Regions from separate parts of the Mus musculus genome. Here regions 2, 3, 4 and 5 are each linked to region 1. The links are chromatin loops, found by intact Hi-C in ENCODE. Cell type or tissue: heart. All regions are shown on one strand. Links, peaks and the distances in the headings refer to the core of each region. The heading gives the core; the rest is flanking DNA.

What was found. Peaks named below come from ENCODE experiments on the same cell type or tissue, not always from the same donor. Only the 100,000 strongest peaks of a DNase experiment are listed, where the experiment ranks them.
Region 2: a loop joins it to region 1, with 2.7 times the contacts of the local background. A loop is called at or near these places in 12 of 42 quality-filtered maps.
Region 3: it touches region 1 in a loop (4-fold over the local background); 24 of 42 quality-filtered maps call a loop at or near these places.
Region 4: it touches region 1 in a loop (4-fold over the local background); 13 of 42 quality-filtered maps call a loop at or near these places.
Region 5: a loop joins it to region 1, with 2.0 times the contacts of the local background. A loop is called at or near these places in 2 of 42 quality-filtered maps.

The regions. Positions count from the first base shown.
Region 1 is chr1:73,984,437-73,990,212 of GRCm38, reverse strand. It overlaps Tns1 (tensin 1), which reads left to right. Exons shown (of 33, transcript NM_001289895.2): 13 at 3,838-3,950; 14 at 4,278-4,338; 15 at 4,435-4,510; 16 at 5,065-5,194. Among named protein-coding and RNA genes, the nearest start is that of Gm39664, 44 kb to the left of the region's middle. In heart, for the core only: a CTCF peak has its summit at 3,334 (motif pointing right); DNase peaks (open chromatin) are centred at 2,242 and 3,592; H3K27ac peaks cover 1,379 bases.
Region 2 is chr1:73,923,792-73,929,567 of GRCm38, reverse strand. It overlaps Tns1 (tensin 1), which reads left to right. Exons shown (of 33, transcript NM_001289895.2): 23 at 1,458-1,656; 24 at 3,799-4,862. Among named protein-coding and RNA genes, the nearest start is that of 6030407O03Rik, 62 kb to the right of the region's middle. In heart, for the core only: a CTCF peak has its summit at 3,114 (motif pointing left); DNase peaks (open chromatin) are centred at 967, 2,997 and 4,157; H3K27ac peaks cover 531 bases.
Region 3 is chr1:74,074,663-74,080,438 of GRCm38, reverse strand. Tns1 (tensin 1) reads left to right here. Exons shown (of 33, transcript NM_001289895.2): 2 at 1,126-1,240. Among named protein-coding and RNA genes, the nearest start is that of Gm31637, 18 kb to the left of the region's middle. In heart, for the core only: CTCF peaks have their summits at 2,885 and 5,106; DNase peaks (open chromatin) are centred at 2,888 and 5,528; H3K27ac peaks cover 690 bases; H3K27me3 peaks cover 454 bases.
Region 4 is chr1:74,122,123-74,127,898 of GRCm38, reverse strand. It overlaps Tns1 (tensin 1), which reads left to right and starts at 3,351. Exons shown (of 33, transcript NM_001289895.2): 1 at 3,351-3,607. The coding sequence starts at 3,452. It overlaps Rufy4 (RUN and FYVE domain containing 4), which reads right to left and starts at 2,358. Exons shown (of 12, transcript NM_001170641.1): 1 at 2,285-2,358; 2 at 176-307; 3 at 1-53. The coding sequence starts at 221. In heart, for the core only: CTCF peaks have their summits at 2,583 (motif pointing right) and 4,499; DNase peaks (open chromatin) are centred at 2,608 and 3,278; H3K4me3 peaks cover 1,867 bases; H3K27ac peaks cover 1,119 bases; H3K27me3 peaks cover 1,503 bases.
Region 5 is chr1:74,192,733-74,198,508 of GRCm38, reverse strand. Cxcr1 (chemokine (C-X-C motif) receptor 1) reads left to right here and starts at 3,878. Exons shown (of 2, transcript NM_178241.4): 1 at 3,878-3,917; 2 at 5,640-5,776. The coding sequence starts at 5,648. In heart, for the core only: a CTCF peak has its summit at 2,328 (motif pointing right); no DNase peak of the experiment used is centred there.

The DNA.
Region 1 (5,776 bases), core at 545-5,544:
CAAGCATGGGCATTTAGCCTGCAGTGACACAGGTATGGTGGTGCCCATAGGTTGGGGTGTCAGTTGGCTTCGGCAGCCTCTAGCAGAAAACATGCTGTTATGGCATGACTGTAGGGGAGCAAGCCCCCATGTAAGGAAGACACATGCTGTTCTTGGTTGGCCCTGGTGGCAGGGTCATTCCAGCCTGTGGATGAGTACACATACATTGATGTCCCTAATGCCTGTCCTGGGAGATCATAGGTAGCTCTATAAGAGACACCTTCTCTCGGGAGAATTTATAATGTTTTGCTAAGGGCCCCAGCCACACATTCTTACTGGAGTGTCATAGTAATAGCCCAGACGGAAGCAGGACCAGATGGAGTCATTCATTGCCACAGTTGAGGAACTCTGCTGTAGCTGTGGGTACTGGGACATCCAGGCTGACAGAGCAGAGTCCCTTCCTTTCCCTGAGGGAGCTGTGGTTCTTTTTAGAGTATAGGCATTAAACAAGTGAAAAAAAAAAAAGCCAAAGGGAGAGGGGGGAGAGTTGGAGATGAAGAAGGACAGAGGTTGGGGGAGAATACAGAGAGGCAGAAACAGAGGGATAGGGAGAGAGGGCAGAGTAGAGAGAGAGAGAGAGAAGACAAGAGAAATGGAATAGAGAAGGAGAAAGAGAAAAAGGAGAGAAAGAAGGGAAGAAAGAGAAGACCCACTCTGGGGAGTGCTCTGGCATGGAGGGTGATGGACAGAACTGGCTGTTTTTTATGGAGACAGCCTGGAATCTCTGGTGGAGATGACTTTGAAGCCCTACCTGGGCCACTGATGATATCCAGGGGACCCTTCTTTTACGGATGAGACACTTGAGGTCAGGGTAGAGCCAGGGCCAGGGGTCGCAGTGAGTGGTGGCTGAGCTGGAATGTGGGCAAGAGCTAGGATGCTGGGAGTCAGGGTCTGGCAATGCCACCTGCTACCTTGCAGGGATCTGCCCATGGATGATACCTGTGACATTCAGTGATGTCTGACCCACAGGGGCCATGAGCAGCATCAAGGGTAAACCAATCCCGGGGAGGCTGCAGTCATAGCAAGCCCAAGCCTAGACTGGAAACCTAGAAAGTAGGAATTCTGGTATGGCTGTGTGTGGTGGGCCTGCTAACTACCTGTGCTGGCTCAACCCCATTCTCACACCAAGGACAAGGCACTAAATCTTTCACACAAGGATGTGTGTGGGCAAGTGCTTGCTTACAAACAGATAGTTGCTGCAGAGGCCAATAGGTGGTTTTGAAGAAAATTCAAACCACTACTGCTAGAGTGACGGGCAGCCAATGGGGCTGGGTCAGAGTAACGCATGCCAGGGGTAAGGTCTGAATGGGCAGGGTGGAAGTGGGGAGACCTGACCAAGAGTAGGGGGGCTGGGCAGAGCAGGCAGGAAGGCTGGAGGCTAAAGGCTCCCATGGCTTCTGGAGCCCCTAAGGACTTAGCTGCAGATTCCAAGGGCCTTTTCTGCCTCTTTATACTTGAGGATCCCCAATACACATCCATGCCCTCATCTTGCTTATCTGGATAGGAGCTGCAGTCAGTCCTGAGGACTGTTGCCATTGTAGTTGGAAGCCCAAGTACAAGTGCACAAGTACTTGCCAGGTACCCAGGAGCCCAGCACATCCTCACTGACTACTGGCCTCCTAGGAGCCTTCAGTGCAGGTCGGATACCACGCACCAGCTCCCGGGGGTCTGTCATGTGCACACGACAGCTTGGTCTCAGTCACCTTTGGTTCTGAAGGTTACAGTCTACTTATGAATAAGAATGTGGAGCATCCCTGTGTCTCCCTGAGACTTGGAGACGGTGGGCTGAACAGTCGCTGTGATGCCGAGCAGCAGAGACCAAGCTTCCCCTAATGAGAAAGAGAAGAGGTCCAATCCTCCTCACATGCCTGCGTGCAATGCAGTTGTCACGTGAATTTGACTGTGTGCGTTATTCGTGTCTGCCAACAGATCCCATGGGCCAGTGCCTGTGTTGGGGGCAGGCCACCTTCTCTACACACATGAGAAAGTGCAGCTGTTGGCTTCCGGAACATTCCCCGCCACTTTCCCTCTGTTCCCTTGTCAGTGGTGCTCACAGGGAACCCGGTAGTTGGACAGGGAAAGCAAGGAGTGAGCGGGAGGGGCTCTGCCTGTGGGTCACTCACTCATTGTCACCCGCCCTCGGGACTCATTGTCCCCAGAACACAGACACATCCTGTTGGCCTGGTCAGGAGATCTGATGGAAACCTGCCATTCCAGGTTTCCGGTTTGAGTAACGGGCGGGGGGGGGGGGGGGGGGGGAGGACTGGACAGGGCCCTGAATAGGAGCTGGCAGTGCCCATCAGATTATCTTGCTAGGGGAGACTGAGATGGCCCCACCCAGGCTCAGGGACTGGGGACTGGAGGAGGGCCTAGGGGCCAAGAGATGGGGGTGGGGAGAGGTCTTCTGGTGTCATAATTAGAGTCTTACCCTCCTGTGGAGCTATTGGCTATTATAGAGTCCCAGGCTGCATTTGATTGGTTTATCTGGTTCAACCTGGCTCTCTAGAGAATCAGAAAAGGAGGAAATGTCAACCAGCCAGCACCAGAGGACTGACCTGTGGTTTGGAGATGCTTCAAAGTCTAGACTTTCCTTCTTTCCTTCCCTCTCCCATTCCCTGATTTATGTGATCTTGATGTGTGTCACAACTCTTTCTGGACCTGGCTTTCTGTCTCTGCTAGAAAGAAACGAGATGGCTCAGTCCCCTTCTGTTCCGGCAGCAAGATTTTTATTAGAAGAACTGGGAGGTTTCTGGAGCTGCCTATGTGGCTCAGTCTGTTGACTGCTTAGCATGCAGGAGACCCCAGGTCTAATCTCTAGCAACACACACACACACACACACACACACACACACACACACACACACACACAGCATAAATAAAATCGCTAAAGAAACGAAAACCCAACTACAAACCAGCTTAGAGTTAGGATACTTATTGGAAGTTAATTATCTCAGATCCCAAGTCAAGAAGTTAATATACAAAATTCCATACGTTTAGGAAGAAATAAAATAAGTACTGTAGTTATCAAACTTTTACTGTTTCCTCTGTGTGTGTGTGTGTGTGTGTGTGAGAGAGAGAGAGAGAGAGAGAGAGAGAGAGAGGGAGGGAGAGAGAGAGAGAGAGAGAGAGAGAGAGAGAGAGAGAGAGAGAGAGAGAGAGAGAGAGAGAGAGAGAGAGATTGAGAATATATTAGGGTCTATGAGAATAGTCATAAGTAAGGTTTGCCTCAGTAAGTTGTTAGGGGTGTTTACTTGATGCTTGGGCTAGAAATGAGACGTGAGAGAGATACTCATGTTCACCACGAGAGGGTGCTAGAGAACGCCAAGTGAGTTCCAGGCTCTGAAATTTGCAGATTTTTTTTTTTTTTTTTTCATTTTCATCCTGGGGCTCAGCAAGTTTGGAGGCATGCCCTGGCTGGAAAAACTTAACTATCATGTGGCCTGGGTGGGTGCATGTGTCATGTGTATGGGGGTAGATGGTAGCCTACGGTGGTGTTCTTAAAGAAAGAATGGATAAATAATGAATGTATAGAGGGGTAGATAAATATGTGGGTGGATGGATGGATGGATGGATGGATGGATGGATGGGGAGGATGGGTGGGTGACTGGGTGAGTGGATATGTGAGTGGGTGGATGAGTGGATGGGTGGGTGGAGGATGGGTGGATGAGTGGGTGAGTGGATAGGTAGGTGGATGGATGTGTGGAAAGGCTGGTGGGTGGGTGGATGGCTGGTTGGGTGAGTGGGTGGCTGGAAGGGACTACACAGTCCCTTCACTAATGACACCTTATTCCTGCGCAGATATGTGCACTACTTCAGTGGCCTACTCTCTGGCTCCATCAAAATGAACAACAAGCCTTTGTTTCTGCATCATGTGATCATGCACGGCATCCCCAACTTTGAGTCTAAAGGAGGTACCTGCCCCATCCCTTCCCTTCAGCCTCTATTTCCTTCTTGGGTGGTAAGCTGTGGTATCATCTGGGCTTGTGTGGGGCTCTCAGAAGAGCTCAACCCTACTCTGCAATGTCAGGTTGACTCCTGGTCATGCCTGGTGGCAGAAGACACTGGAGGAGTCGATGTTTTGCCTATTTAAAATGACTGAGAAGGGAAGTTAGGCTTCCTTTATGTTCGTGTTTCCTTCTTTTTCTCTTTCTTTTTTCCCTCTTTGCCTTTCCCTTTGTCCCTCCTCCCTCCAACCATTTCTGGTTCTAACCTCACACTCCCCTCCCCCTCTCTGACAGGGTGCCGGCCCTTTCTCCGCATCTACCAAGCCATGCAACCTGTGTACACATCTGGCATTTAGTAAGTGGTCTGTGAAGGAGGATGGGGTGGGTCAGGAGGAAGGGAGAGCTGAGGCTGTTTCCTCAGCAGAGCTCCCTCGTCACCTCTCTCCCTCAGCAACATCCCTGGAGACAGCCAGGCCAGCATCTGTATCACCATTGAACCAGGGCTGCTCTTGAAGGGAGACATCTTGGTGAGCTCTACCCTCCTTCTCAAGTATCCCTTCTCTTGTCCTGTTCCTGACCTACCCTGGGGACATGGGACATGCGACTATTCCCCTGTAAGCTTGAGTTTAGAACTGTGGGTTCCTGTATCCCTCCCAGACACACATCATCATGATCCAACTTCTTCCCTTGGAGAGAATATTCTTTTCCTAGTTTCATCTTTTGCTCTGGGACATCTTCAGGGAACTGCCACTCAGTGTGAACTGTGACCTTCTAGCTCTAGACTAGTGACAAAGACACTCCCAGTCCTAATGCCAATCCTGCTTGCCATAGTTTAAGACACATTGCCTTTTTGAATGCCCACCTCTATTCGGGAACAGCTGGGAGTGCATTAGTCCCCACAACGCCAGACTGTTCCCCTTCTCTTCTGTTCTAGAAGTCTCCCAAAGAGCTCTGAGGTCTTTTTTGGTATTTCTGATCTCTCTCTCGTGGGTTTGGGGTGAGATTTGGGACTCAGCTGATGAAGCCAGTTAAGAAGCTCTCTGAGACTTGACTTTCCCCCCTTTGTCCACTTCTCATCCAGCTGAAGTGTTATCATAAGAAATTCCGGAGCCCGGCTCGAGACGTCATCTTCCGAGTGCAGTTCCACACCTGTGCCATCCATGACTTGGGGGTTGTTTTTGGGAAGGAAGATCTGGATGAGGCCTTCAAAGGTGGGCTCCCTGACAGGGGCAGGATGGGGTTGCCTCTTCTTGTAGCAGGAGAGGAGCCCAGTGTGAGATGGTGTCGCAGATGCAGGAACCATCTTCTCTGAACCATGTGGTCTGTCCAGTCTCAGGGGTGACAGTGTGAGGGGACTGAAGGAGAATGGGACCGGTCAGGACTTAGGTTGGGGTGGCCTAGGAACGAGACCAAGCTCAGTTCCTTTCTGGTTCCCTGCACCTCAGGACCTCTGGGATGTTTGTGCCTCCCACCTTTCTCTACTGCTTGCTCCATTCTTTCTTTTTCTATCTGCCTTGTCCCCTGTGACCACCAGGAGTCAGTTTTCTAGCATTCCCAGGTGTCTTAATATCGGGATCAGTATTAAGTGCTGGAATCAAAGAGAAACATGATGTAGTTTCTGTCGTGATAACTCGAAAATGTCTTGTGGGGCCAGCTGAGGCCGGAAACAAGGATCCCACAGAGGGGTGCATGTACGTAGGGATGGTGGCAATAAGGAGGAAGAAATTTGGTTAGGGGAGGCTAGAGTCTTCTACCCACTTAAGGCTCTGTCTAAATCAACTTCAGGTCTGGAA
Region 2 (5,776 bases), core at 360-5,359, 60 kb after region 1:
TTCCTAAAGAGAATTCTGTGGCAGACAGCCGTGTCCATTCATTTGGCTGTTGTTCACGGACCCTGTCATGCATGGCGACTGGCTTGAGTGATTGCGACAGGGACCCTCTGACCTTCCCACCTAAGCTGTTTGCAGAGAATCTGACCAGTTCTGCGTGCGTCACAGCATTTCCTCCTGCCTAGTGCCGGGGCCTGGGGAGGTCAAAGTTCAAACCTTCTCTGTCAGATCGGCCTGTGTAGCCTGTGAAGTGTGGTGAAGGCCTGCGCTGCTGAGGGAGGCTCTGCCTGCTCTCCCCTCAAGCTGACCTCCAGTTCAGCGTGCCCAGGTGGCGGCTCCTGCATCACCAGGGCTTGGGTGTGGATGGTGGGGAGCCTCTATGGAGTGTGTTCTCGACACCCCAGGTAACTCCCTCTTTCCAGGTTTTCCTCCAGTTGAGGGAGCAAGCTATTAATTTATGTGTCTCAACGTTCCTTCATCCACCTGTCCTGAGGAACCTGGGAAGGGGCTCTCCTACTTAGGTCACTGGTCTTGGCCCTCAAGGGCTGCAGGGCCTGGCTCTCCCAGGTTGGCAGCATTTCCCTGGCTGGCTTTGGTGAATTTTGTGGTTGTGGCAGCTAGGCATTTGTGCTCAGATCTTGTTTCTCTGAGGCAACAAAGATGGTGGCAAGGGTCCTAGGTGGTGGCAATGACATCCACCTCCTTCATATGATAACGTCCCTGGAGAAGACCAGAACACTGATCCTTGTTCTAATTAGCATAGGGCTCGCCTCTGAGGCCATGGGAGCCTGGGTCCAACATGCCTGGTCATCTTCAGGACTCAGTCTCATCATTTGTCAAATGGCCTCTGTGTCACTAATGAACACGAGGTGGGGGATACTGTGTATGAAACCCTTCTGTACAGGGCTTGGCATGTCGGTTGTACCACAGTGGACACAGTATGTCTGGCTCCACCCGGGCACGGGGTTCTCTGTCTTCCGGGGAATGTTGAGTGTGTTATGCACACATGGGTGGGGTGTCTTGGCAGGAAGGGGCTGGTGAGTGTGCAGTAGCTGGCACTGGGTATTGCTTAACGAGCAAGCTGGGTGCTTTCCTGAGATGTGGGCGAAGGTGATGGCTTTGGGGCTGCTCTAGGAGCATCTGGGGACCCTGCTAGGGCTGGGCGGAAATAAGACTGCAAAGGGGAGGCCAGCCTTGAACAAGCACAGTCTTGGAGGGAGAGCTAGTGGCCTTTTGCAGAGGCAGAGCCTAGGGGAGCAGAGAGTTCTGAAAGCTCCTTAAAGCTCGCCTCAGGCTGGGGAGTAAGGGCAAGCAGGAGCCTCAGTAAAGCACCCCAATGTCCTGGGGAAGGTTTCTATGCTGTCTCTTTCTCAGGCTGGACTCTGGGTGTGCTGTAGTCCCTGGTAGGGTGGGTGGACTCCTACCACATCTATGCTCATTCTTTGTCTCTTTCCTTCTAGAGCCCCGGAGCTATGTGGAGTCCGTGGCGAGGACAGCGGTGGCAGGGCCTCGAGCTCAGGACGTTGAGCCTAAGAGCTTCAGCGCACCAGCTGCTCACGCCTATGGGCACGAGACACCCCTGAGGAACGGGACCCCAGGGGGCTCCTTTGTCTCCCCGAGCCCCCTCTCCACAAGCAGCCCCATCCTCAGTGCTGACAGGTAAGCCGAGAGTGGGGAACATGGTGTAAGAATCTGGGCCTGAGGCCGCGCCAGTGAACAGTCCTTCCTGTTGTTAGTCTCCCGGTGGGAAGCTCCACCCCAGGCAACAGGCTGCCTTCCTCAAAGCTTTGGATAGTCATATGCTTTCTGCTGCAGTCTTAAGAATTAAGATTTGCTGGTCCCATTTCTCAGAAGAGGCAACTGAGACTCAAAGGGGCGGTAGCTGAGCAGAGGCAGAAACAGGCTTCAACCTACAGGTATATGTGTCTGGAGTCAGTCTCTCTCTCTCTCTCTCTCCCTCTCTCCATTCTTCAGAGACCTGAGTGGTGTGCATAGACAGGTGCCACCTGTGCACAGCATGGACCAGAAACACAGTATCTGGGGGCACAAAGCAGGGACAGTTACTTCTAGCCAGGGAAGTGTGTGTGTGTGTGTGTGTGTGTGTGTGTGTGTGTGTGTGTGTGTGTTGAAGAATGGTGATATATAGCAGGAACCCAGAAGGATGTCAGGATGCACCAAGGTGAAGATGTAGGTCAGGGGCAGAGGACTAGGGTGCATGATGTAGGCAGAAGGGCAGCTCAGAGCATGCAATCCACCAGGGATGCATCATGATAGACAGATGCTACTGGAATCCATCAGAGGGAGCCAGACAGGGAGCAAATGGGATCCCCAGGGCTGGGTAGGAGAGGCCAATCCTTCAGAAAAGCTCCTGCTTGGGGTGCACTGGGAAGCTTTGAGGATGGGTGGTGAGACCAAGACTCCATGTCATGATGGGAAAGAGGTTGAGATGGGTTTGGGCGAGGTCTAGAGTCAGAATGCCCAGCAGGGAGGATGAAGCTGGTTAATAAGTACAAGTCTCCCAGACAGTGGAGACCCTGCCCCCTGGCTCTTCTGGAGCCCACTGCCCTGGGTGCTGGGATCCCCATGGCTTCCAGACTCCAGCTTTCCTCCTTCACTGGGGTCAGTTTGCTACTCACACCCATATTGGTCGAGCCCTGAGCCCTGTCCAGGCTGCCAAGAGATGAACAGAGACATTCTCGTTGGACCCCAGTTCTGAACCCTCCACGGAGACACACTCCTACACGTTCAGTCCGCCTTCCTTCCTCCCCACAAGGTGGAGGCCACCTGTGCCAGGGATGGAGAGGTGGTAGGAGTCAGGTTCTCTCATTCCCTGGCTTCTTCCTCATTCTGTCTCTGTACCGGGCTGCTCCTTCCGGAAGCTCTAGAGCTCCACCATAGGACCCCTACTCTCATCACCATCCTTTGCCGCTGTGCAGCGTGGTGCAGCCTGCCGCAGCTCCCCGTCATCAGTCTAGTTTGTCTCCAGGGTGTTCGTCTTGGCCTCTCCCTGTCCCTGCCTCTTGCTGGCCCTAGAGCACAGCCTCTCCTACCTGGGGCCCTAGCTCTGTAAAGACCTTTCTTTCCCTGGGGCTGGGGAGCATCAGCTGCTTGCCGCCTCCCTCTAGTGGCTGCTTCCCCTGGTCTCTGGGCAACCTTGTTCTATTCCACCTGAAACAAGTCCCGGGTCTACCAGCTTGTGCCTAAACAGGGGACTCATTAATGACCAGATCTGTGTGTGTGTGTGTGTGTGTGTGTGTGCTAAAGATAGACTTCCCAATAACCTGAAGTCTACTAATTTCGGGGACTATCCTATGTGATTTTTTTTTTCTTTGCTTTTTGGAGTCACCCAGGCCAGTTTTAGCACTCCGAGGAAATGATAAAACACCCAGAGAAATAGAGTCAAGTTGTCCCCTAATAGGAATAGAGCCAAGTGATTTGACCTTCTCTGTTAAGTTTCTGTGGTGCGGAAGGGCTTACACTAGGACAGCTGCCTTTAGTTTCCCTAGCTATGATTAGCGGGTCAGGAGAGAAAGTGTGGGTTTTGGAGTCAGATGCAGCTGAGTTGAAAGCTTGCCTTTTAGATCCCTATGGTACTGAGCTTACTCCTTAAACTCTCTGACCCTCAGTTTCCTCTTCTGATGGTTCCATTATGTAATATATAGAAAGCCCCGACTTCCTCTTGACTGAGTGGAGCTCTTACCGTTCTTAGTGGTTGAAGGATGCTGGCCACTCAGCCAAAGTCCACCCTTTATTAAATATCATACACTGACCTTTTTACCTGTCATCTCTCTCTCTCTCTAGCACTTCCGTGGGCAGTTTCCCATCAGTGGTGAGCAGTGACCAGGGTCCCCGGACACCCTTCCAGCCTATGCTGGACTCCAGCATCCGCTCAGGCAGCTTGGGGCAGCCGAGCCCTGCAGCACTGAGTTATCAGAGCTCCTCGCCTGTCCCTGTTGGTGGCAGCAGCTACAACAGCCCTGACTACTCCCTCCAACCATTCAGCTCTTCTCCAGAAAGCCAAGGCCAGCCACAGTACAGTGCGGCCAGTGTCCACATGGTACCTGGGAGCCCTCAGGCACGACACAGGACAGTGGGTACCAACACTCCACCTAGCCCTGGTTTTGGCCGGCGGGCCGTCAACCCCACCATGGCTGCCCCTGGTAGTCCCAGTTTGAGCCATCGGCAGGTGATGGGTCCATCTGGTCCAGGTTTCCATGGTAACGTGGTTTCTGGCCACCCAGCCAGTGCAGCTACCACTCCTGGAAGCCCCAGCCTGGGCCGGCACCCAGTGGGAAGCCATCAAGTTCCAGGCCTCCACAGCAGTGTGGTCACCACTCCGGGAAGCCCAAGCCTGGGCCGACACCCTGGTGCCCACCAAGGGAATCTGGCCTCCAGTCTCCACAGCAATGCAGTCATCAGCCCTGGGAGCCCAAGCTTGGGCCGGCACCTGGGTGGGTCTGGATCCGTGGTTCCTGGAAGCCCCAGCTTGGACCGGCATGCAGCTTATGGTGGCTACTCTACCCCTGAGGACCGAAGACCAACACTGTCCCGGCAAAGCAGTGCCTCTGGCTACCAGGCCCCATCCACACCGTCATTCCCTGTCTCTCCTGCCTACTACCCTGGCCTGAGCAGCCCTGCCACCTCACCCTCGCCAGACTCAGCAGCCTTCCGGCAGGGGAGCCCCACACCAGCCTTACCAGAGAAGCGAAGAATGTCAGTGGGAGACCGGGCAGGCAGCCTCCCCAACTATGCCACCATCAATGGGAAAGTGTCTTCCTCGCCTGTCGCCAATGGCATGGCCAGTGGGAGCAGCACCGTCTCCTTCTCTCACACGCTTCCGGACTTTTCTAAGTATTCGATGCCAGGTGTGTCTCTTCTCTTACATGTCTACTTGCCCAAAAGTTAGGACGTCTGTCCCAGTCATCCCTTGGCGGAAGACTGCGGGTGGGTCATCGGCTCGTAGGCCTGAGTTCCTTGCCTGTGTGTGCTGTATTTTTAAAGCATGGCTAGCATAGGGATGCTGTAATGACAGTGTGCGGGATGAGGAGGACGGAATAATAAGCTGGGAGAGTATGTTGTTTGGATGGCTGTCACTGTCACAGCCTCCTATTGAGCACATGCTGGGTGGCAGCCTGAGCTAAGGACTCATCTAATCCCCCGCCCACTGAGTAATTAGGAATTGTTATCCTTGCTTTACACAGGAACACTCTAAGGCTCACAGAGTTCCTGTTGCTTGATTGCAACAGTTGCAGTCATTGTACATTTACCTGGTAGTTGAGCTGACTTCCGATCCAGGCCCATACTGTTCCCGGAAGAGTGTTCTTGGGGCAGAGAAGATGGCTCAGGGGGTAAAACACTTGCTGTGCAAACAAAGGACCCATGTAAAAACAGAACACAGGAGTGTGTGTTTATAATCAGATACTTCTGTGTTGGGATAGGAGGTGGGACAGAAGAGTCTCTAAAAGCTTACAGGCCAGCTAACCTGGCATATGTAACAGTGAACAAGAGCCCCTGCCTCAAACAAGGTCGCAGGCAAGGGCCAAGGTTGTCCTCTGACCTCCACATGCAGGTTGTGGCATTATGCATGCACACACGCACACACACACACACACACACACACACACACACACGCAGGATAGAAACATCTTCAGTATATATTTACAGTTTGAGAGATAGTAAAACTTAAGCAAAACTGTGAGACTCCGCTGACCACTATGGTATTTGTCAGCCCCACACATCAGTGAACAGTGGTCCAGGTGGGCAGGTGAGACAGAGTAAA
Region 3 (5,776 bases), core at 531-5,530, 90 kb before region 1:
AAGAATAGGTAGCCGGGTGTGGTGGCGCACGCCTTTAATCCCAGCACTTGGGAGGCAGAGGCAGAGGCAGGCAAATTTCTGAATTCGAGGCCAGCCTGGTTTACAGAGTGAGTTTCAGGACAGCTAGGGCTATACAGAGAAACCCTGTCTCGAACCCCCCACCCCCACCCCCCGCCGCAAGAACAAAACAAAACAACAACAACAAAAGAATAGGAAATAAAAATGAAGGCAGCAGGACCCTCAGACTAGGGTGAATGGTAGTCTGAAGACAGGGAAATGACATGCTGGAATGTGGGCTACAGAGATTCGGGGCCACCCACCGTGGAACAGATAAATACATTTACTGCACTCACACCTGGAATACTACACAGCCGCGAAGCAGAAGGAATGGCTGCATTACATCAGAACATGCAAATGTTTCATGAGAGACCCTGCACACTAGGTTACAGACTGATAACTCCATCTGTACAGAGCGTACAATAGAGTGAAGCAATTTGCTGCTAAGGGAGGTCCCAGGACTGTGTATGGTTGGCGTGTAGAAGGTACATATGGGCTATGTGGTTGGTATGTAGAAGGTGTCCAGAACTTGGGGTTCCTGTGGGAGGTTTTAACTGGGAGGAGTCATGCAATAGCCACTGGAACATAGTTACACGAGGTGCACTGGGTATGTTGTAGCAAGGAATATTCTTTCGGCATGTATGTTTTGTAATGGCTGGGAAGCAGATCAGGATCTTACACTAGGCAAGCGCCAGGCCACTCAGCGTTAGCTCTGCCCAATGAAGACGCACATTTAAACTTAGTCGCTTAACTGCAGTTTAGTTTGTACCCTAAAATACCAAAGTGAGTGGGAAGAGAAACATGAGTGGAAGCCATAGAGGGTGAGCCCTGCCTGGGTGCTAGAGTCTGCAGTCACTGTCTGTGCCCTGTCCACTGATCCTCCTAGTCTGGGAGCCTGGCATGACTGTTCCATCAGCCCTATACTGTTCTTGGTCCTTAGGCACTTCATTCCTACCAGGGTACTTGCCTTGGTTTTTCCTGTCTGGCCAGTTTTTCCTCCTCTGCCCTTGCCTCCTTTCCAAGACCCCAGTATTCACTTGATTGATCTCTGGGCATTTCTTCCCACAGCCAGAAGACCTGGAGGCCCCCAAGACCCACCACTTCAAGGTGAAGGCCTTCAAGAAGGTGAAGCCCTGTGGCATCTGCCGGCAGGCCATCACTCGGGAAGGCTGTGTTTGCAAAGGTGCGTGGTTGATGGGATCCAGGGCATGTTGTTGTTGTTGTTGTTGTTGTTGTTGGACTGGTCTGGTTTGGGGTGTGTGGGGTCTCTACTGAGCATGTGTGCCTATCTCTTATCTTTTGGAGGACACTGAACACCTAGCTAGGTGACAAGCACATGGAGTGTGTGATGACGTGGCAGTGGATGGCATGGTGATTAATGGTAGAGACTGTGTGAAGGTATAGGTCTAACGTGGATGGTAACCAGGTAGCATAGGAAGGTCTGTGTGTAGGATGTGGCTGTGTGGGGATGGTCAGGGTGGCGGAGTCTAGTGGCAGGTGATGAAAGTCATTCGGATGCCATGGAGATCATGAAAGATATGATAGCACTGGGTGATGGTGCATACACCCTTAATCCCAGCACTCAGGAGGCAGAAGCAGGCAGATCCTCGAGTTCCCTGAGTTCAAGGATAGCCTGGTCTAGAGAGTGAGTTCCAAATCAGCCAGAGAAATCCTGTCTTGAAAAAGCAACCAGCCAACCAACCAAGGTACATATTGGCAATGTGGAAGGTGCCAGAAGGGGCATGCTTGCTGTGTGGAAGGCTTGTGGCTAGTGCATGGGAAATGTGCAGTCAGAGTATGCAAAGTGCATGGTTGGTGCATGGAAGAAACATGACTAGCGTGTGCTTGTCCCCTGCACCCCCTGGCCCCCAGCGCAAAGAAGTAGAGCCACTGTCCTCTACTTCCAGTGGTTTGAGTTGACTTTAAACAGCCCAAAATCCCAGTGGGCTAACTGGGCTTTCCCACTCACTGATGTCATGTGCTTTTAGAAGGGTCTCTGTGTCCCAGAGAGAACTGTCTTGTCACAGATCCTGAAGGGCAGCCAGTACCTGTGACTAACACCGTTTCCCTGCAAACCTGGTTACTTGCACAGATGAGGTTCTCTCAGCCCTACATCCTGTCTACCACCAGGGTCTCTGTGTGGCTGAGTCTCTGAACTTCCCACTATGGCTCCTACCCAGGCAGCTGCCTCTCTAACCCTCTCTCCAGTAGCTTCTCTAGGTCTGAAGAGTGTGTATCTAGTTATACCAACACCCTGGCTAAAGCCTTTGGAGTCCTCACTACCTTTGAGACACAGCACTAGCTACAGGCCTGCGAGCCTCAGCCCTTGTCCTGTCCATCCTACCCCATGCTAGGGGACTGAGCTCTTTCCGGCTCAACCTATCAGTCTGTACTTCCCCCAACATGTCAAAGCTCAGAGGAGCCAGGCAGTGGGTATTAGAGCCCAGAACAATTGCTAAGACACTTACTGAGGACTAAGCACCAAGTATTTATAGCTTATGCAAGATGCTGGTCTTATACCTGCTTTATAGATGAGAAAACAGGTTGGTGGTTATTGTGTCTTTCATTCGTCTTTAGGGCCAGAGTGAGGCTTTTGGGATCTGAACTCTGGAGGGGTCAAGGGAAAGCAGTTGGGTATGGAGGTAGGACTGTTTGACTAGAGAGCTATGGTGTGTGTGTGTGTGTGTGTGTGTGTGTGTGTCTGTCTGTCTGTCTGTCTGTCTGTCTGTCTCCAGGAAATGCCTGAATGGCCAAAGGCATTGCTGTCCATACTCACCTAGCCTTGATCTAGCCAACAAAATGCTTGCAATACCCAAATCAGCCACAGGGAGTCGCCTTTCTCCCAAGAGATCCAGCAGGGGCTCCACAAGGGATCTGGGGGAGAGAGTTTAAACTTCCGTATTTTGATTATATAACAGCCTCCATCCTGTCCTGTACCTTCAGGTCATATAAATTCATTTCTGTCTCCTCTTGCTCTTCACTCTCTTCCTCCTGGAATCTTCCCCTCTCCTGAGAGGCAGAAGCAGGAACAGTGAGAAAGGGAATCCTAGGGTTGGCTGACAGTGCATCTGACTCCCATGTGCATGGGTACCCCCAGTTTCACCCTGAACCTCGAGGCTGAGGAAAGCCTGGACTCCAGGCCAGACACTCCACTGGGTGTCAGGACCTGGCTTCAGAAGACCTAGTGAGCAGCCCAGCAAGGAGGTGGGAGGATGACTCTGGTATCCATCCATCCATCCATCCATCCATCCATCCATCCATCCATCCATCCATCCATCCATCCATCCTATGTTCATTCATCTACTCCATATTTTTCCCTCACCCATCCATCCACTATTCATTTTACTTATAGACTCATCCACTTTATCCTGTTGGTCAGTCCATCCATCCATCCACCCAGTCTACCTATCCATCATCCATCCACCCATCCACCCATCCACCCATCCATCCATCCATCCATCCATCCATCCATCCATCCATCCATCCATCCATCCATCTATCCATTGATTCACACAGCCAGGACCACCAGATATGGATGTACAACCTGTTTCCTAGCGGAGGGGCCATGGTTACCAAGTCCTTGTATGGCTTCTGGGATGCAAGGGAATGAAGAAAAGAGAGGAACATATATTCAGAGAGACAGAGAAGTTGGGACCCAGTGAACTAGGCTCTCTGATAGAGAAACTGCCATAGCTCAGTAGTTTAGTGTGTTTATTAGACAGCTGAACAGTGAGTGGGGTTAGTGTATACCTCTGAATGAGGAGGCAAGTTTAGCTAGTCTCTGTAGGAGCTGTCTCTGTAGGGGGGCAATCTTCAGGCTGTAAACATCTTGGTGGTTGGGAGAGAAAGCTACAGTGGATATTTTCTGCATGCTGTCAACATTCACACGCAGACCAGAGGGAAGCTTTGCAGTCCCTCTGAGCCCCACCCCAGTGGGGAGGGAGGGGCTTTGCCAGTTACGTATGAGTCTGAGGCTTTGGTGCCCTTGACATGACTGTAGCTGTGTCAACAGCACACACTCACCCTGGGCTTGCTCTACTCCCCACACATGGTGAACTTTTATTCTTTGTCATTAGAGCGTAACCTGTGTTTTCTGGGTTCTCTCAATCTTTGAGTCTTGACCTCAACACAGTGTGAAACTGGACCAGACGCTGAAGGGCTTGGGTGGCTGGGGTAGGGACTGTCAGCATCTGGGACCCTGTCTCCACAGGGCCCTTCTACTGCCAGGAGGAAGCCCTGGCTCTGAAGAGATTGGTTGTCACTTGCTTTCTCATTGCCTAGTCCTCCAGCTCCACCGATGTCACCCGTCCCCACCCTGCACTTGGCATTCCTGCAGCTGAAGTAGGCAGGAGAGAATCACGGACCCTTCCGTGAAAGCCCAAAACACAAAAGACAGACTAGAGGTGGAAGGAAGGCTAGATCTCTAGATGGACAGAAGGATGGATGGATTGATGGATGGATGGATGGAATGATGGATGAGTTGATGGATGGAAGGATGGATGGACTGATGGATGGAAGGAAGGGTGGATTGTAGGTATGTACTGAATATACGATGGGTGGATGGTGGGTGGAAGGATACATAGAGAGATGAATGGGTAGATATATGGATGGGAACATAGCAATTGACTTTTAGGGACTGGATCCTGTGACAATGGGGGTTTGGCAAGTTTTGCTGAGGGCCATTAGGCTGGAGACTTGGGGACAAGTCTTGCAGGTCAAGTTCAAGCACAGGGTTCTGGCCAAGTTTCTCTTGCTAGGGGAGTCCAGTCGCTTCCTCTTCAGTGCTCAGCTGATTGGACAAGGCTCATCCACACCTCAGAGGGTAACATGCTCTGCTTAGAGGCTGTCTTAGTTAGGGTTTCATTGCTGTGAAGAGACATCACGACCAAGGCACCTTTTATAAAGGCAAACGTTTAATTGGGGCTGGTTTACAGTTTCAGAGGTTCAGTCCATTCTCATCATGGCGGGAAACATGGCAGCATGCAGGCAGACATGGTGCTGGAGAAGGAGCTGAGAGTTCTACCTCCTGATCCAAAGGCAGCCAGAGGAGACTGAGGTCCACTGGGTGGAGCTTGAGCACATGTAGGAGACCTCAAAGTCACATCCATGGTGAGGCACTTCTTCCAACAAGGCCACACCTCCCAAAAGTCCAACTCCCTGTTGGCCAAGCACTCAAACACATGCGTCTATGGGGGCAGGGCAAACATATTCAAATCACTACAGGTTCCATTACTAATTTAAAATGCTTTCAATCTTGTTTCAAAAACACCTTACAGAAACACTTAGAATAGTGTTTGAGCAAACATCTGTGCACTGTGGCCTTTGCATACCTCTAGCCTCTAGGCCTGAGCCATGGGCCGGGCTCAGTGAACAGATGGGTGACCCGGTGGCTGGGGAAGAGCCAAGGCCTGGGGTGGTTATGGCCAGGTCAGGTGCACACTGTGGCTGTGTGTGTGCATTTTCTGACCCAAGTTCTAGAGGAAAAGGCCATTTAGATCCCAACAATGTGGTTTCCTGTGTTCCCAAGGCAGGAAGCCACCCCAGCCCAGAGCTCTACAGCCCAGCTGAGACAGAGCAGGCCACAGGAGGGGTTGGGGTGCAGCTCCCCACAATGACATGATCAAATGCTCTCACTATAGGGGCTCTGCTCCTTTAGGGACCGTGCTGGCCAGGCAAGGTAGGGCACGGCTTCCTGGAGCTTTAAGTCAGTAGGTAGTCT
Region 4 (5,776 bases), core at 329-5,328, 140 kb before region 1:
TGTCACTGGCTCCTGCCCGTCCCCATATCCCTGGAGGATGGCAGAGACTGCATCTGTGAGGCGGATGGTAGAGAGCAGACATCAGGGAGCCAGGCCTATAAGGGAGATGCTCTCCAGACTCCTCCTGTCTCCTGAAACTCAGCCCCAGAAAAAAAATCTCACAGGGCATACTCACTTTTCAGGCTTCTGCTGATCTTGAGGATGGTCCCGTTGTTGGCCATGAAGACTCGGAAGTGATGGGATTCCCTGTGATCCTCTGGGTTCAGCTGCTTGCTTTCCTTACATATGGACGGGATGAGAGTTTAGACTTGAGAGGGAATGAGAGCAAACCAGGGTCACACAATGAGTTAACTGGCAGAATGAAGCACAATTCTTTCTTCCTTCTTTTCTTTTTCTTTTTTCTTTTATAGTTTAATGCAAGGAATCCCAGTTGTTATTATTATTTCTTCTTCTTCTTCTTCTTCTTCTTCTTCTTCTTCTTCTTCTTCTTCTTCTTCTTCTTCCTCTTCCTCTTCCTCTTCCTCTTCCTCTTCCTCTTCCTCTTCCTCTTCCTCTTCCTCCTCCTCCTCCTCCTCCTCCTTCCTCTTCCTCTTCCTCCTCTCTGTCTGTCTCTCTCTCCCTCTCTCTCTCTGAGATAGGGTTTCTCTGTGTAGCCCTGGCTGTCCTGGAACTTGTTCTGTAGACCAGGGTGGGCTCTGCTTATTGAGTGCTGGCACTAAAAGCATGCTCCATCACCACCCAGCTGCCAGTTGTGTCTTGAAGACTGATATAAAGACATGAATATGGCCTCTACTTAATTTTTTTCTGTTTCTTTTTTTTATTAGGTATTTTCCTCATTTACATTTCCAATGCTATCCCAAAAGTCCCCCATACCCACCCCCACAATCCCCTACCCACCCACTCCCCCTTTTTGGCCCTGGCGTTCCCCTGTACTGGGGCATATAAAGTTTGCAAGTCCAATGGGCCTCTCTTTCCAGTGATGGCTGACTAGGCCATCTTTTGATACATATGCAGCTAGAGACAAGAGCTCCGGGGTACTGGTTAGTTCATATTGTTGTTCCACCTATAGGGTTGCAGTTCCCTTTAGCTCCTTGGGTACTTTCTCTAGCTCCTCCATTGGGGGCCCTATGATCCATCTAATAGCTGACTGTGAGCATCCACTTCTGTGTTTTCTAGGCCCCGGCATAGTCTCATAAGAGACAGCCATATCTGGGTCCTTTCAGCAAAATCTTGCTAGTGCATGCAATGGTATCAGCAGTCTCTACTTATTGAGCTATCACTGGTGTTGGTCACCCTGGCCATTGCTGACATCTTTGTCTCATTCAATCCCCTTAGTAGCCTCCAGAGCATAGCATTACACATGGTGACTAGGCACAGAGAGGGTAAATCTCAGCCCAGTATCACAAAGCTGTAAGCTGAGCTCAGACTTCCTTATGAGTCGAACAGAATGCCTGCACCATGGGGACACCCAGCTAGGGGAACTGTCACCTCCTTTCCCCCGGACTAGCCCCTGAGCCTCAGCAGAGTGTCATTGCCTTGGGACCCACATTCATCCTTTCCAGGGCCCCAGCTGAGTGGAAAATGTATGTTCTCTGGGAAAGCATGCAGAAGTAGACAGAGGGTGCAACATTGGGACTGAACCAATGTTCGGTGTGGGGAGCAGGGTGCCTGGTTTGAATCCCACCACCCTCTCTCGTAGAACTCTACTTCTGTCTCTCAAGGGTCCTGGGGCTCAGAGAGGGATACTGTTGCCCTTGAAGGATGTTGAATGAGCTTAGGCTGAGATCCTGGCATCAAAAGCCAGGCCAGGTGTCCAGCTTCCCAGGCAGGAGTGCTGGAGTTTGTGGGCAGGGTAGCTCTGGCATGATCCTGTAGCAGTGGATCATGGGGGGAAGAAAGGGAAAAGAAGAAAAGAAAGGCTAGGACAGCAGTGCATGGGGCCCAGGATCGGGAGTCAGAAGATAAAGGTCCCGTCCTGGACTGGTCACCCTTTCTTAGGCTCCACTTTCCTGACCTGTACACCAAGGGTTAGACAGAAGTTCTCTACAAGCTGGGCGTGGTGGCGCACGCCTTTAATCCCAGCACTGGAGAGGCAGAGGCAGGCGGATTTCTGAGTTCGAGGCCAGCCTGGGCTACAAAGTAAGCTCCAGGACAGCCAGGGCTATACAGAGAAACCCTGTCTCAAAAAAACAAAAAACAAAAAACAAACAAAAAAGAAGTTCTCTACAGACCTTTTCTAGGGTCTCTCTACCTAATCCCCAAGCCCAGGGACTCCCGTGCTCACCTGAGAAAAGCTTGTCTGTTTGGGATGTGGGCAGGATTCTGTAGCCTGAGTATGTCCCTTGTGACTGTGGGCTCTGCACAGTCTTTTCCAGCTCTCCTGCCTGGGGAGTGACTCAGCCCAGCCTGAAGGGGGCTGGACCAACCCTGGCCAGGGAGAAGTGGTAGAGAAAGATCAGGGCACTGAGGCAGAATGGGTGGCTTCCTCAAAGTCATCTGGCATGAGGCCAGTTGGTGGCAAAACACAACACCGGCAGGGGCTTCCTTTCCCGGGCACCTGCTCCTGTCTTTCTGTCTTGTTGCCAGTAGATGGCGGAAAGGGGCTGACAGAAGCGCTAGTGGGCTCCTTTTCTCGAGTTGTCTCTTCTGTCACTGGACTGAAAGTGACACAGGTGGGGAGAAGGGGCAAACGGCCACCAAGTGTCTTTCTCCCTCCTCTTACCCCAGCCAGCTGCGGGATCCCAGTCAGTGTTGGGGTGCCTTCCTTCCAGCCCTGGTACCCACTTCCCGGGGATGGAAACGCCAGGTGGGCTGCTCGGTGTAGGGTGGTCTTTCCCGCTGCTCTCGTTCAACTTCCTGGTGCTGGGGTCATCCTTTTTCTAGGCCAGGCTGGCATGTCACTTAAAACCAAGGGTTAGGGACTTCTAGAACTACTTTTACGAGCTCGAGGAACTACTTGTAAGTAGGGCTCAGAGCGATCCCCAAACGTGCTGTTCTCTGCTCCATGTCCCGCCCTTCTGCCCGGTGCAGAGCCAGATCTAACCCCGGCGCTCCCCTCGTCCTCCATGCCACCGTCTCTGTCCCTTCAGATCCCTTCTCTGGTGTCAGTCTCTCAGTCGCTCACTAGTCACGGCGTCGCTCTCTTGCGTTCCCAGTTCAGCCTGTCCCGGGGATCCCGCCGCCGCCCCTCCCGCCTTCCCGCGCCCTCGGGTCCCCTCCCCGCCTTCTGCCTCCAGCGTCCGTGTCGCCGCCCCTCGCCAGGCCCCGCACTCCCACTGCCTGGCAGAGCGGTGGCGGAGGCGGAGGCGGACTCCGACGGGGCGGGCCGGGGGCGTCGCCCTTCTTCCCCACGTCGCAGACGCCTGGGGCCGAGAGGTCGCTGGGGCTGGGGGGCGGGCCGGCTCGCGGGTAGTCCGCGTCCCCGCCCCGGGCCCGCCGGGTCCCGGGCCGGATGGGCTGCACCGTGAGCCTGGTGTGCTGCGAGGCGCTCGAGCCTCTGCCCTCCTGCGGCCCGCAGCCCCCCGGGACTCCGCCGGGCCCCGCGCGGCCCGAGCGCTGTGAGCCCGGGGGTGCGGCGCCCGACCCGAGGAGGCGGCTGCTGCTTCAGGTAGGGAGCTGTGGGCCGGATGCGGGCAGCGGGCACGGCAGAGCCCGGTCCATCTGGGACAGTAAGGAGTCTGGGAAGGTGTAGGTAGGAGAGTGGGAGGGCCCTGCAGTCAGTTCTGTGGAGGTCACACCTGGGCCTCTGGTGTCCTTGAAGGGCAAATACCTGTGAGACGTTGGTGCCAGGTCTGTGATCCACTGCTAGAGAAATTGAAGCAGGGAGGTTCTAAGCCAAGGCCAGCATAGTGAGATCGTTTCTCCAACAAACTAAAACCAACCAAATCCCCCAACTCAAACTCTCCCAAACACCAAAACTAGTAAGACAAAAAACCCAAAACAAGCAAGAAGAAAGAGGAAAAAGCAAGAGGCAGAGAGAGGGAGGCAGCAGGCTATTAGTGAGAATTTGGAACCACCCAAGGGTGCTGGGGTGAGGAGAGAAAGGTTAATATCCTCTTAGCTTGGAGTGGGGGGGGGGGGGGCAGAATGGTGGCTGTCTTGGTGTTTTCTACCAGGAGGAACGGGGCTGTCAGAGCCAGCAGGGCCCACAGTAGGATCTGAGGAGGTGGGTGGGTCCAGTAGAGTCCCCCTTTCTCCTCCCTCCTATTCTTTTCTCGGTGAGTCTTGGAACCTGGATGCTGAAAAGTGACCAGGAGCAAAAATAGTGATGACCAGGGAAGCAGGCTGGCTGGACACCCCGGGCTTTGCATAGGCTCTGTATTTTCCTGGAGAGGAAAAAAAATGGTGTTTTGTATCAGCAGGGACTGGCCATCTCTAGTTCAGCCCTTGCAGAACCCTAGTCTCCCTCTCGGGATAGGAGGAGCAGTCTCATGGGATGGTGTGCTGACTTTGTTCTGGGCGAGACTGGGGCCCTTCAGTTCCTTCTCCACTGGAGGCCAGCAGAGTTAGCGTTGACTCCAAGTGCATCCTGCAACCACATCCCAGGGCACCTCCATACGGACAGAGGCGGGCCGATATGGCAATATGTACTTATGCACATGTTTTTGTGAGTGCGTCAAGTGCCCAAGACTCTCCTCTGCACCACTTGACTGGCTACACCACTAGGGCACAGATGAGAGCATATTGGTGGTTATATGCCACAGGCAGAGGCACAGGGTTGGGAACTTGTAAATGGAACGCTCTATCCTGCAAGGTGGTAGACAGTGACTGGTCACAATGAATGATAGATCTGGGGACGGAATTGTCATCTGTGTCCCAAAGTGGCTGGTGTCCTAGCTGGATTCTCATGAAATAATCCGGGGGAGGACTCGGGGAGCCTGGAAGTAAGAATTGGGTATCCCAGTTCCTGGTGATGGGCACAGAACTGGGGTGACATGCTAGAGCTCTTAGCTTCCTGTCCCTCCAAAGTCATTAGGATATCCTCTCCAACCCCCACCCCAGCTCAGAGCCTCTCACTCCTCTACCTTGCAAGATGTCCAGGGTTGATGAGGAGACAGTAGCTCTCCCTATCTCAGATCCTGGGTTATCCCTTTGAGGGTAAGTCTGAGCTGCTCACTGGGGGTTGGGGATTCGAGTAGAGAGCCCTGGGAGGCATCTCAGACACCACTGTACATACCTTGATGCTCCTACCTCTTGCTTGGCAGAGCTCTCCAGGCTGACCATCCACTTTCCTGTTTTATTCTGCTGCTCTTCAGACATGGCCCCAACCCTTCTGTGGTCTCTCTATGGGCTCAGGACTCTTACTCCCTCCCACACTCTCTGCAGCCAGCCTTGCCATGGTGGGGGGATGCCCATTGGTCATGTGGGAGTGGGCAGGGGTGAATAACTGGGGCTGCGACCTGAGAAGGAAATCAGGGGCGGGCGCTGGAGGTGGGTGAGTCAGGGGAGGAGGAGTGGGAGGGTTTGTATGTACCCTGTGTGACAGCGACAGGGACAGGGATGTTTGTATTCAGGGACAAGTGTCTGTCTGCATTTGGATGAGCTGGTTTTCCAGGGGCCTCTTGGGAGAGCTTGCTGTGACTCATTCCCTCCCTTATCTGTATGGATAAGGCTCCATCTCAGCCTTATGCCCAGGTCCTGGCTCAAGCAGGGGCTGCTGGACTGGCAGCTCTCTTGCTTACCTAGGACCCCATTCACAGGTAACTCTCAGGAGACGAATACAGCCCAGGAAAGAGCAGCCTCTGCCTATCACCAGAGCCCTTGCTGGAGGAGGTGT
Region 5 (5,776 bases), core at 410-5,409, 210 kb before region 1:
TAAGAAATTTACAGGCTCCTGTGACAGGAAAGTACAGAGAGAAGAAGGCCCTGGGCAAGGTTCGCACAGAACCCTGGCTCCGATTTCTGATTATTTTCTTAGATCTTCTTCCTTCTGGATATGTTTGTTTGGGTTCTCAGACAACATTGTCATTTGTGGTAACAGAAATGTCCATCAGTTACCTCAAGATGACGTAACATGCTTCACACTGAGCAAACACCTGACTTTGGCTTTGATTGGCTCATCACAAGTCACAGACTTGTCCTCTAACCTTGTTGCTGTGACCACGGGGATGTCACAGGGAGAGGGGGGAAAACCCGCTTCCCCTTTGACCTTCAGATCGAAGTGGATTCTTCTGGAAGGATGTAAACAGATGTTTATGTGTTAAAAGTGTGTACGCATGCATGAAAGACCACACAGAGCCCTACTGTGTGGCTGTCCACCTCAATGGCAAATCATTGAGTTTGAGACAGTGTTAAGGATGATATCACGAAGACTCCCACACATCGCTGGTTGCCTGGCATCCAGGCTGCGTCTGTCACAGTCATCTTTGTGGCACTGAGTGTTCATCCCTGTTGGGAACACTGTGCCTGGTATGCTTGGGAGCGGTTGTGGGTGGGAAATGGAGAGCAGAAGATGCATTGGGAGGCTGGCTTGCCCTTTCAACCGGGAATGCTTTGTTTCTCTCTATATCTTTGTGCCTTTCCCTTCCTCCAGCAAAATGCTTTACCTGACCTTGAGCTGAGAGATGCTTCTAACCTTCATTCTCCAGCTCTATCTTTCTGAAAAGGCTGCTGTCTCTACCACGCTCATCCCGAGGGGCTGTTTCCCCTTTGCTCCTGGGCTGCAGGGCTGATCCAGCCCTTCCCAATTGCTCCAAGATTCATAAAAATTCACAAAAGTTGTGAACTGCCTCAACAGGGGACTTAGGAAAAGCAAGTGATAACTATATTCAAAGAACTTGAGCTAGTAGATCTTTGTCTAGTTTAAATTTTAATTTTTAAAAAATGTTTTGAAAAGAAAATCTTTTATTTTTATTTTTCAAGTCAGGGTTTTTCTGTGTAGTCCTGGCTGTCCTGGAACTCACTTTGTAGTCTAAGCTGGTGTTGAACTCAGAGATCCATCTGCCTCTGCCTCCCAAGGGCTGGGATTAAAGGCATGTGCCACCACTGGGTTAAATTTTAAATTTTATGATGTCACGTGTGTAGGTATTTTGCTGTGTGTATTTTACCTGTATGTGTGCCCTATGCACGAGTAGCACTTAGGGGCCGGATTTCCTGACGTTGGATTTACAAGCTGTTGTGATCTGCTCAGTGTGGGTGCTTGGTACCGAGCCCGGGTCTTCGGCAAGAGCATCTAGTGAGCATCTGCTGAGCCATCTCTCCAACCCCTATTTGTTTGTTTATTTATCTACTGTTTGGTCTTTTGAGACAGAGTCTTTCTAGGTAGCCCTGGCTGACCTGGAATTTACTATGTAGCTCAGGGTGGCCTCAAATTTATGATAACGTCCCGCCTTCGCTCCTGAGTTCTGGGATTATAGGTGTGCACTACTATATGTGGTTTAAAATCTGAGTCTTAGACAGACCTTGACCCCTGTCTTAGTTAGGACCCTTTTAGAGTGGTGCAGTGTGAGGTGTACTCCATGAGTTTCGAGAGAAACAGCATTTCGTTGACAACCCTTGGCAGTCACATGCTGTGTTTCCTGGCAGAGGACAGGTCCAAAGGCGAATTGGAAAGGGGACCTTTGCTCTCTAGCTGCAGACAGCGCAAAGCAGGAGCCTCCCCTGCAAACGCATTGTCACAGCATAGTGGAACTCACAGTGTAGTGGGAAAAGGTTTAGGAGAGTTCCCGCTTCATCGCTGTTTCTCTGAGAGAAGATTGTGACTAAAAGCAACCCAGGGGAGGAAAGGATTTATTTTGCGTACAGGTCCTGGTCCAACCCTGAGGGGATTCAGGGCAGGATCTTGAACAGGGGTTTGAGGCAGAAACCACAGAGGAACACTTCTTGTTGGCTCACTCACAGGGCCGTGGCTGGCTGGCTTTCATTAAACATTCTTTAGTTTCTGAAACTGAAGGTTTCATTTTTATTTGGAAAAGAAGGATTATGGTATTGAAATGTACACAAGATAATAGAGGGCATTTTTACCGTGGGAATTATAAGCATAAAATTATAACAGGCAATAAGCGTGAAAATGTTAAATTTTAAACGCAATTCTTTGTAAACCACTTGCAGGAAAAGTTCATCTTGACATGCATAGAATAGGCAATTTTGTGTACGTGGGTGTTGTGCCTGCACGGACATCTGAGCACCGTGTGCATGTGCTGCCCTCAGAAGCCAGCAGAGGGCATCAGATTTCCCCTGAGACTGGAGCTACAGACCTTTTGAAGCTACCATGTGGATGTTGGGGACCAACCTTGAGTCCTCCAGAAGAGCAGGCCATGTTCTTTTATTTGTTTGTATAATGTTTATGAGCACACTGTCGCTGTCTTCAGACACACCAGAAGAGGACATCGGATCCCATTACAGATGGCTGTGAGCCATCATCTGGTTGCTGGGAATTGAACTGGGAATTGGAAGAACAGTCAGTGCTCTTAACTGCCGAGCCATCTCTCCAGCCCACAGTCTGTGCTCTTAACCCAGTCAGCCATTTTTCCATCCCTACCAAGTTTTCTTATACAGACCAGGGCCACCTGCTTGGGGATGGTGCCTCCCACAGTGGGCTGGGCCCTCCTACATCAATTAGAGATCAAGACAATCTTCCACAGATATGCCCACAGGCCTGTCTGATCTGAGAAATCCCTCAATTGGGATTCCCTTCTCAGATGACTCTAGGTTGTGTTTAGTTGATAGTTCAAACTAACCAGTCCACTGAACCCTAGGAATAAAGTCAGGGGTCAGCTGTGAGTTGCTCAGGGACTTCTCAGGCAGCTTCCTAAAGAAGCTGTCCTTCAGTACCAAATGGGGAGCAGTAATGGCATCACCCCCAGATGGTCTTTCACTGTTTTCCCAGCCCTCATGATCTTCTGATAGACTTCAGGGAAGGAGTGGCCATGCCCCAAACCTCAGCTCTACTGTAACCAAGCAATAATTGGAAGTAAAAGAGAGTGTAAAGGAAAGGTTTTCCTTCCAAAATCTCTACCACATGACCCTAAAGATGCCTATAAATATAAGTGAAAATGGCGTGCTTATAGCTGGGCATAGTGGTGTATACTTGTAATGCCAATATTTGGGAGAGAGATGAAGGTTTATGGACTTAAGGTCAGCATGGGCTATGAGAGACTCTGTCTCAAAACAAAACAAAACAAAACAAAACAAAACAGCAAGCATTGGGGTTGCAGGTGTAGCTCAGCGGTAGGATACTTGTCCCAGCATGCACTGGGTCCTGGGTTCTATTCCAGCACCAACATAAATGTCTGCGTGCTGTCCAAACACAGCTTAAGTGTAGACCCTACCACCAGCTTTCCGCTAAGTTCTCCTTTAGACTCCCTAAGTCTTTCCCACCGTGGACTTCTGAAACTTCTGTTATAGGAAGTCTGTACTGCCCCCTTTCTTATTCCCCTTGGGAAGTTAGAAACTTCTCAAGGTAATCTATTAGGAAACTTAGGGGTGGCACGTGCAGGTAAATTCAAGAAACTGAAGATGGTAGAAGTGATCATCTATGGAGGGAAGGAGTTAGAGAGAACACCCTTAACTGCAGGGTCACCCTGCTAAGCCTACGGAACTCAGAATCTCTGATACTGCCGGGCCCCATGACTTCATCTGTACCCAAATGCAGATGTGGGCGGGGCTCTAGGGGGAGGTGTGGTTTCTCCCTCTTTCTTTTATTCATCCAGTCCCTTCGGTTGTTTGATCATTCTGTTTCCTGAGCTGCAGGCTCCTCCCGCACACAAGGAACGGACCCAGCTGGTGCCTCAGGTAGGACGCCTGTGTCAGCTGTGTGTCAGTCCACATGTTGGGGTAGGAAGGCTTGGTCCAACTTTATTTTAGAAAACACACTGGTTTCTGTGGGACTAAGGGATTTCTGATAAATGGTTTCTTGTCCCCTCACTGTGTCTAGGTACGCAACTCTGACTTCCTAGGTGCTTACGGTCACAGCCCCCCTCCCCTCAGCCATTGCTTTTTATTGCTTTCCTGTTATGTGGCTGCAGTGAACAGTTTCCTGGCTCAGTGTTGATTGCTTCTCTCTAACCTTCATCTTCTGTGAAGATGCAAACTCTGGCACTGAGAGAGCATCCCAAGGGGTAGGGATGTGGTTGCCCTTGCCATAGAATCCAAGGCCTGGAAGCTGGGAGAGCTCCCTATCTTCCCACAATCTGCAGTTGATAAGTGGAAATCTTTGGGGATTAAAGGCCCCAGGTAAGGTAGCCATTGAGAGTGGGCATTAGGTAACTGTATCCTCATCTTAAACTCAGTTAACTTCTAAATACTTCCAGATTACAGAGCCCTGGTGTTGGGTAGAGGTGCACACGTGTTCTCATGTCTCAAGTGTGTGTGTGTGTGTGTGTGTGTGTGTGTGTGTGTGTGTGCAAGTGTGCAGGACTATATACAGAGGCCAGAGGCTAGAGGACAATTTTAAGGAGCTGGTTTCCTTCTTCCATCATAGATTCTGGGAGCAAACTCAAGGTGTCAGGCTTGTGTGACAAGCTCTGCCGAGGTATCTCACCAACCCTTGACATGCATTTAAAATTTTTCTATTTCACGCTTAATGTGTGTGTGAGCTTAGGTGTGGAGGCCAGAGAATAACCTACATGAGGTAGTTCTTTCCTTCTACCATGTGGGCTCTGGGGATCAAGTTCAGGTTTTCGGCTTGGCAGCACGCAGGCACCTCACTGAATCATTGCTTTGGCCTCTTCTGTGTGCTTTTGACGCGATGTTTACAACTGTGAAAGCTGGAGACAATCTCATCAGAAGACAAGGCGCAGAGTACAGTGTAATGTAATCTGAAGTTATCACCTCTTTCTCCAGGTAGGTTTTAAGAAAGGCAAACAAGGGGCTGGGGAGATAGCTCAGTGGTTAGGAGCATGGAGTGCTCCTGAGGATTTGGTTCCTAGGACCCACTTTGGGCAGCTCGCTACTCCTGGTAGCTCCAGTTCCAAGGGATCAGATGCCTTCTTCTGACCTCTACATATAGACACACAGACAAGTTCATATGCACTTATACATAAATAAAAGCAATGAAAAATAATATGTCTTTACAAAAATTGCAAACAATAATGAGGGGGCATATATAAGACATAAGGTTGGAGGGGACGCCCAGATACACCTTGCCTCCTTCCGTTTGCTGTGTGCTGGCTCTTCCCTGAGTGTAAGAACAACCTGGTGACTGTATCTGAACCCAGGGGCGTGGCTGAGGACAAAGATGGTTAAGAGGAGACAAGGAAGAGCTGGGCATAGAGTTGAGAACTGTAGAGCCAACTGAAGGCAAAGGTATCTCCCATGGGTTTTATTCTATACTCAGACTGACTGTCCAAGGACTTTGACAGCATTAGGAAGCTAACCTACCAAAGTTCAAGTTGAAGGCAAAGGGGGTGAACTTTGGTTGTCAAGGCAACAGAGAAGCCAATACTACCCCCTCAACACTCACAACACTTGAATTTGGTTACTAAATCTTATCTCTCTTTCTTACCTTTCACCTAGATCAAACAATGGCCGAGGCTGAATATTTCATCTGGACTAATCCTGAGGGTGACTTTGAGAAAGAATTTGGAAATATCACGGGAATGCTGCCCACTGGAGATTATTTCATCCCCTGTAAGAGAGTTCCAATAACCAAC